Linked DNA regions of Mus musculus: region 2 is linked to region 1. A link is a loop called in an ENCODE intact Hi-C map of the cell type or tissue named here. Cell type or tissue: left cerebral cortex. All regions are shown on one strand.

Region 1 (4,000 bases):
CTGTGATGAAGTACCTGACAAGAATCAACTTAAGGCTCTCACACTAGAAGGCAGTATGTCTTAGTGAAGTTGTGCTGGTAGAGGACCAAAATGGGTAGGACCACATCTCAGCAGAGCAGGGAACACAGATCAGTTGGGAATCTGGATGTAAAAGCTTAAGACCCACTGCCCTAGTGACCTACTTGCTCCATCAAGGCTCTACCTCTTATGTTCTTATAATACCACCTCCTGGAATAACACCACCAGATAGGGAGCCCTCAGGGGAGAGTTCACATCCAATCTGCAACCCTGTCCTTGCTATAAGCTTACTAATTTCACATTGCTTCCCATTAGTCCCTCAGCAACTCTTTGCTCTCCTGAAGTGTCCTTGTCATATGTCTTATGCTTTATATTTCTTTACCTCTGAACATATCATACTTCTTCCACAGGCTCCTAAATAAAGGATGTGCAGAGCTTATGTGTCTTTATGCACCGGATCCAAGTAACATAGTGTTGTGAAGTTCATAGATCCTCAGTAAAGATTTATAGACTGGGTAGTATTAGTCAGTTTGCTTTTATTGTTGTTGTTGTTTGCTTTTGCTTTTAGTTCTGAAACAATGAAACAAATACCTAAAACAGTTTGAGAAGAAGAAATATTTCTTTTGCCTCATGTTTTCAGGAGTTTCAGTCTACGGTGTATGGCTCCATTTATTTTCTTTGGACCTGCAGTGAGGAAGAACATGGAGGAGAGACACATGGGAGAGAAGGCCTCTTGCTTTATGGTGGTCAGGAAGCAAGAGAGCAACAGGAAGGAACCCAGGACAGGGAAACAGGATGAAAACCAGGAAGAGACAATAGGATAAAAACCAGGAAGTGACAGGCTGGACCCCAGGAAGAGACAGGCAGAAACTTTGAAAGCCTGTCTCCAGTGACTACTTCCATCAACCTGTCCCCATTCCCTAACACTTATGTCACTGCCCATAAAGCTTTCCAAATTGAAATTTGTCAATAGATAAATACACTGGTCCCTATGATCCAGTCACATCTCCAAAAGTATACCTATAACACTTAGATGGGAGGGGTTTTTCAATACAGAGGCTTTGGGTGAAAACTCTGACTCCATAGCTACCTTGTAAAAACATTAATACTGAGGTTGACTCCTTTTTAAAAAACATTACTTCTTTTATCTTAAGAGATTGTAACTACCCCCTTTCCCTCTTCCAACCTAATACAATAGCAAAACATTTTAATATCATTGGTCACATATGCAAGTATATTGCTATATGGTAATTAAACAAGATTTGATGGCTGTCTAAAACAATGTGACTTGGCCAACCTGGCCTAGTTTGGCCTACAAATCACTCCACCCATCATTCTTACTGTGGCTAATCCAACACTGACTAGGTGAGCCCTAGGTAGAGCAAATGCTACTCTCGGCTGTAGCTTCTGGTCCCTAGGAAAGAATCAGGAGTGAGGAGAGCCAGGGTTGGGTGTCGCATCAGCAGCAAATGATGCACAGGCTAAGAGGTTTCTCAGGGGAGTTGCCACAGGTTACAATGGAATGACAATTACAAGGTAGATGGATCATGTCACGCCTGCTGTGACCTTTACAATACATGGGGATCATTATTTTCATGTGAATTTGCATAATGGTCCACCTAGTAGGAACAATGCTGAATGCTAATAGCTGCAGGATGCAATAAAATTAAACATTATCTGGGCTGAACTGCTCAAGGAAAAGTTGCCAAAGTATGACTCTTTAAGTACTTAATTTCATCCCAGGTCATGTCCACACACAAATGAGGATTTCCGATATCTCCTGAAAACCTGGCAAAAAACGGACTAGAATAGAATAGCAGCAGCCTCCTTTATGTAGAGTCCTAACCAGTAGACTGTGTTCTGATACATTGTGTCTGGACCTTCTTACAAAGATCAGACTTGTAATTCTCACCTTAGCTTGCCCCAGGACTGCCTGGCCACTGGAAACCCCTTACATATTTGTTAACAGAGACGCTAAATAGGATAAATTCAGAGCTACTCCAGAGCTACTCTCGCCTTCTGAACTGGCAGATACTGAGAAAAACTTTGTTAATGGTAAGATCGAGCAAGTCCGCAAGCACTGTACATTTTCAGAGAAGACAGATAGTACCCCCTCAAAGTATTAAGTAACCACACATTATTTGTTGTGGGTGGGAGGAGGCCACCAGCATAGAGTGTAAAAAGCAATAAGTCTCTGTATTTGTTTCTTCTCTACAATTTCAATTGCATGAAAAATGGACTGAACATGACCATCTACACTGTATTCCAAAGAACAGAGAATTCATTTAAACTGGATTCACTTCTAGGTCCCATGCGTTTACACTCATTTCCACCACAAGAGGGCAGCCATCTCTAAAAAAACAACAGTCGAGTGCTCTTCAGAGAAATTGGGCCAAACTTGAGGAAAGTTCCTGGGAAAGGCTTTTTAGCAGCACCTCTCTGGGCTACAAAAAAGAAGCCAGCAGGCACCACCAAGGTGGAGTAACTGTCCAGAGGCATCCATTTTACCTCAGAGACTTGATTACTAAGGATATCCTAAACGGCCAAACTCTCTCTTCTGGTGTTCCAGAGGCCCAAAGCTGCAAGGCATTGTTGATGTCATCACCAAAGGTTTCATTTTCATCTTTTCTTGGGGTTGGTCCAACAGCTGTCAGCTTTCTCTTCCTCATTAAAGGCAACTTTCTCATTTAAATCTCATATAGGTTCGGAGTTTCTTGCTTTGCTCCTTCCGCCTCCGCGATGACAGAAGCAATGGTTAACTTCTCAATTAAACTTGATAGGGAAGGAAATGGCTTCAGAGGCGATCAGCCCTTTTGACTTACACACTTACACGTCTGAGTGGAGTGTTTTATTGCCGCCTTGTTTGGTGTCTCATGATTCAGAGTGACAACTTCTGCAACACGTTTTAAAAAGGAATACAGTAGCTGATCGCAAATTGCTGGATCTATCCCTTCCTCTCCTTTAATTTCCCTTGTAGACAGCCTTCCTTCAAAAATACCTTATTTGACCTCTACAGCTCTAGAAACAGCCAGGGCCTAATTTCCCTCTGTGGGTTGCTAATCCGATTTAGGTGAACGAACCTAGAGTTATTTTAGCTCCCCGACTGAAAAGCTAGCACACGTGGGTAAAAAAATCATTAAAGCCCCTGCTTCTGGTCTTTCTCGGTCTTTGCTTTGCAAACTGGAAAGATCTGGTTCACAACGTAACGTTATTCACTCTGGTCTTCTACAGGAATGCTCAGCCCATAGTTTTGGGGGTCCTGTGGGTAGCCAGTGGTGGTACTATGAAGGCTCCTGAATGTAGGGAGAAATGGAAAGATTTCAAAAAAGAATCCTGGCTCAGCAGCTTTGGGGACATTTCCAGCTGAGGAAGAAAACTGGCTTGGCCACAGCCAGAGCCTTACTGCTGGAGACCCAGTGGAGAGAGAGGACCAGGCAGAAAATTCAAAGGTCTCAAACCGGAATTGTCTTGTTACCTGACTCTGGAGTAGGTGGGTGTGGAAGGGAAGATAAATATCACAAGTATCGAAGTGATCGCTTCTATAAAGAGAATTTCTATTAACTCTCATTGTCCCCTCACATGGACACACACACACACACACACACACACACACACACATCACTAGAAGGGATGTCCACTTTACAAGTGTGTATCTATGTTCAGAAACCTGTACCCGTATTTTTATAATTTACATAAATAAATACATATAAAATATATGCATCTTTTTATTAGATTCATTTATTTGAATATAAATGTATGAATATTTATAAAATGTAATAATGCACTCAGATGTGTATCGGCTATTTCTCGACATTTTCTTCTCACCATTCAAAACAGAAGCGTTTGCTCACATTTTTGCCAAAATGTCTAATAACTTGTAAGTTCTGTTCTTCTTTTTAATGTGCTCTTACCTAAAAACTTCAAACTCAAGTTGAATATTGGCCCAATGAGGGAACTCAGAGGCCAGTGGACTCTGGATTTG
Region 2 (4,000 bases), 170 kb before region 1:
TAGAAAAAAAAAAAAAACTGGGAAAAAGATGCATGCATGACTACTTGGACATGGGAGCCTGAAATTAGAGATGTTGGAGGTAAAGTCTCAGTGGAGCATGAGATTCTGCAAGGGGTCAGCACTTGGCTCTGAAGATGCGTTGTTGGAGAAATGGCAGAATCAAGTCTCAAGAGTCAACCAATGGTAGAGGCCATTGCACCAAATAATTAAAGGGTTTCCTGGTTCCTACTGTCTTCCTACCAAAGATATTTGTGCTGGGTCAAATCAAACGCTATGGCAAAGGAGAGTGGTTACAATTAGTTACAAATTAGGATGTATCTCAAAACAGCCACTGAAGAATCTTTTGGTATCTCACAATATGAAGAGCTGATAAAGGTTTGTGGCAGTGGATATAATCTCTCTGGCGTGATCTTTGAGCATTGTGTGGAAGTGTCAGAATCCACCCTGACCATCACAGATATATGCAATTATTATAAACTTTATAAATCTGTGCCTTCCACAGGTGGGTCCAACCTGGAATCTTAGGTCTTTTACTTCTCCTCCCCAAACATGCTCTGACCAACAAACAGGATCTTAAGGGAGAAAGGACCCATGTACTAATTGTCTGCTTCGTCTTCAGAGGATGAGAAGGCCACTCACTCTCTCACAGGATTCCATTCAGGTTTCCTCATTTAGCTCTGGAGTGTGGGACAGAATCCCCGGGAGAATAAACAGCAATTGTAGACTATGTTTAAAGGGACACATACCATAAAAATGTAGAAACGCAACAGAGCTCTTAAGTTTGTAAGTGTAAATGTGGGTGGGCTTAACATGAGGCTGACATTTTAGGGAAGTCTGGAGGGTGAATTGTGTTTCCCTGTGATCATCTAGCTAAAGAATTATCCAGAAAGGCATAGCCAACGTGAAAGTCCTATTGTGAGGGCTGGTCTCGTTAGAAATCGAAGAAGTGGAAGGTTAATGTACCAAGAAATGAGTAAAAATCAGGCAAAGGACAGGGTCTGAGATTGCTAGGTATCCCCCAAGTAAACACAGGGGAGCAGGGTAAGAGAGTGGTGCTATGGTCCAGGCATGGAGATGAAGATGGCTCCAGCGAGTTCAGTAGTGTGCTGGAGGATGAAAAGGTCAGAAGCTACTCTTGTATCAAACATTCATGCAATGGAGTTTTCTGGCTTCTTTCATTTGGTGAGAGTGCAGCCATTCTGGCATTAGTCCAATCCACTAGTACTAATCAAAGAACAAAAAATCTGTGGAGATGGACAGATCTTCCAGTGACTGCTCTTGAAGAGAGTTTTGTGTACACAGTTCTTCATATCTTGCCTTGTCCTCCCAACTCCGACTTTCTGGGTGCCATCCCTTTTCCATGTGACTCACCCATTTGTCATTCTGACACCAGGGTCCACGTTCTCATTTATCCCTTCAATATCTCTGAGGCAAATTGGAATGTTGCGTAAATACATCCTATAGATCAGCCAATGCATAGATTCCCAAGTAACTAAGCAATATGCATTCAGAAGTCTCTGCGTTTGGCTCTTATGCAGAAATGTAATATAAAACAATTCACTAAGAATTGGGCAAATGGTAAGCTGGTGTTGCACAGCAAGCACACTGATGTCTCCTGGGTTTCTGCTTCTTGCCTTGAAATGGAGACTAGAATCAGAGAGCAGGCGAAGGAGTATTTACATTTACCCATAACACCCTATGCTTCTGCTACACCACCGCAAGCTTCACTTGGATTTTTTTCCTTAGCAGTCCAGCAGACCCCATGATTTTTGCTTCTTCCTATTTCATCTCTTTCTGCCCTGCCAAGGGAGCATCTTCCCTGTGTGCCATTTCCTCCCAGCAGATGGCAGTATTCAATTTTGTTTCCCAGTAGCACTTTTCCCTGTTGGAGGCCTGGGCCCAGCAGCTCTCCCTACAAACCTTGTGTTAGTTTTGCAGTCCGGGTGGTCATGAAAGGAGGAAAGAAATGCTTGGCAGTGCCAAGGCGCATGTCTTTTTTGCTCAAGCATGGTCATCCAGTTCTCTTGAACTTTTGGATTACAGATAAAAATAACCACCATCCATAGTGAAAGGATACCCAGGTCACATGATCCTTCAGCCCTGGGCATGGCGTTAACTCCAGTCTCCTTTTTGCCTTGGACCTAGAGCCCAGAAGTTGTAACAGGACAACTAGCTTCGGGCTTCTGTTGTGACAAGAGGCAGGAAGGCAAGTTGTCACAGCAAGAGCTGTAGGTGGCTTGGTTGTGGCAGTTGCTCAATCAGTGGCACAGTGACTCTTGGCACATTTTCCAAGACCCACCAAGTCTGTTGTTTAATAATTTCAAGCATAACCTCATTATCTATCCACGTGTAGCTTTCAGGCCCTTGATAGAAGACACACACTGAAGAATTAATGGTGGATTGAGCTAGCAGCCAGCCCCTTGGTAGGCACCCCACCTGACTGTGGACTGGGCCAGCCAACACTTTTATTTTGCAAAAGTATCCATTTCTTTCCCCACAGCCAAAGAATTCTCATTTAGGAAAACATGGTGCATGTAAGGAGTCAAAGCAAATGGAACACTGGGTCTGATGACCCAACTCACCTTAAACTGCAAGAAGTCGAGTCAACTCCCACATCCCAGGTGGAGGAAACAGGAGCCCTGATAAGGAAGGAAACAGAAGCCCAGATAAGGCTCCTTGAATTTCTGGTCTGTGTCTGACTGGTGTGAAGTAAGGAATTTCGGGATCCCTGGTATTAGAATCAACCCCCCCCCCCTTTTCTGTAACCACGCTGGCAGGATTCTGAAATGGGGAGAGTGAGTGCACCAAGGGTATGGAGAAATTTTTCTAGGGTGTCTGAAGCTGTCCAGGTGTGGGTGGGTGGCGTCACATTCAAATTTACAAACCTTTCATGGTGCCTAATGGCTTGTAAGATCAAGTTCAGATTTGCTCACCTAGATAAAGGAGTTTCATCATTTGCCCTCTGCTGACTTCTCCAAGTCTGAGAACATGCTGACTTCTTGGTATATCCTTGAAGAGGCCCTTGACAGCACTCACTCATCCTGGATAATGTTGCTCCAAGCCTTTTTTCCTTTGCCTGGTGAACATTCACAGCATCTTCTCCATGGTTGTCTTGTGTCCTGTGTCACTGTCCTTGTTTGTCCTTCAGCTTTGTCCCTTCTTTGTTCCTTGCTTGAGAATAAAGATCAAGTCTTATCTGTCTTAAGAACCCAGCATGGGCCATCAAAAGGTCATCGTGCACAGACAGTGAGTGACAAGAGGAGTGAAGTAGAAACTTCTAGTTTCTTTGGAAAGTTATATCAAGTGAAGTTTTGCTGGGGCACACAGGTGAGATGATAAGCAAACACATGAAAGAATGTCTTCCTGAAGCAGACACAGGGGAAAGGTTGTTTTGATATAGCAAACATGAAAGGATCTGTGATGAAGGAGTATAAAAATGACCACACAGAGTGAGAGATGAGCACTGAGCATTGGTTTGGTTTGCTCCACCTCACTATTCTTCGCTAAAGACACACACAGTATTGGTTTGCCTTACATAGCATTTGCCTTAGTACTTTACTGCTATGAACAGACACCATGAAAAAGGCAACTCTTGTAAGGGCAATATTTAATTGGGGGTGGCTAACAGGTTCAGAGGTTCAGTCCGTTATCCTCAAGGTAGGAATGTGTCAACATCCAGGCAGGCACGGTGCAGCAGGAGCTGAAAGCTTTACATCTTCATCTGAAGGCTGCTAGCAGAATACTGGCTTTCAGGCAGCTAGGATGAGGGTCTAAAAGCCCACACCCACAGTGATATACCTACTTCAACAAGGCCACACCTGCTCCAACAGGGCCACACTTTCCAATAGTGCCACTCTCTGGGCCAAGCATATACAATCAATCACATTCCACTCCCTGGCCCCCATAGGCTTATTCAAATACATGAGTCTATGAGGACTATACCTAACCGTAGCATAATAAAAAAGTATATTTAGTCCAACTTCCAAAGTCCCCATAGTCT

What was found. Peaks named below come from ENCODE experiments on the same cell type or tissue, not always from the same donor. Only the 100,000 strongest peaks of a DNase experiment are listed, where the experiment ranks them.
Region 2: it touches region 1 in a loop (2.4-fold over the local background); 9 of 42 quality-filtered maps call a loop at or near these places.

The regions. Positions count from the first base shown.
Region 1 is chr2:133,547,953-133,551,952 of GRCm38, forward strand. No RefSeq gene overlaps it. Among named protein-coding and RNA genes, the nearest start is that of Bmp2, 2.2 kb to the right of the region's middle. RefSeq lists a promoter at 2,296-4,000 and a cis regulatory region at 3,185-3,195. In left cerebral cortex, a CTCF peak has its summit at 2,347 (motif pointing right); a DNase peak (open chromatin) is centred at 2,367; H3K4me3 peaks cover 167 bases.
Region 2 is chr2:133,379,369-133,383,368 of GRCm38, forward strand. No RefSeq gene overlaps it. Among named protein-coding and RNA genes, the nearest start is that of Gm31851, 48 kb to the right of the region's middle. In left cerebral cortex, a CTCF peak has its summit at 1,833 (motif pointing right); a DNase peak (open chromatin) is centred at 1,843.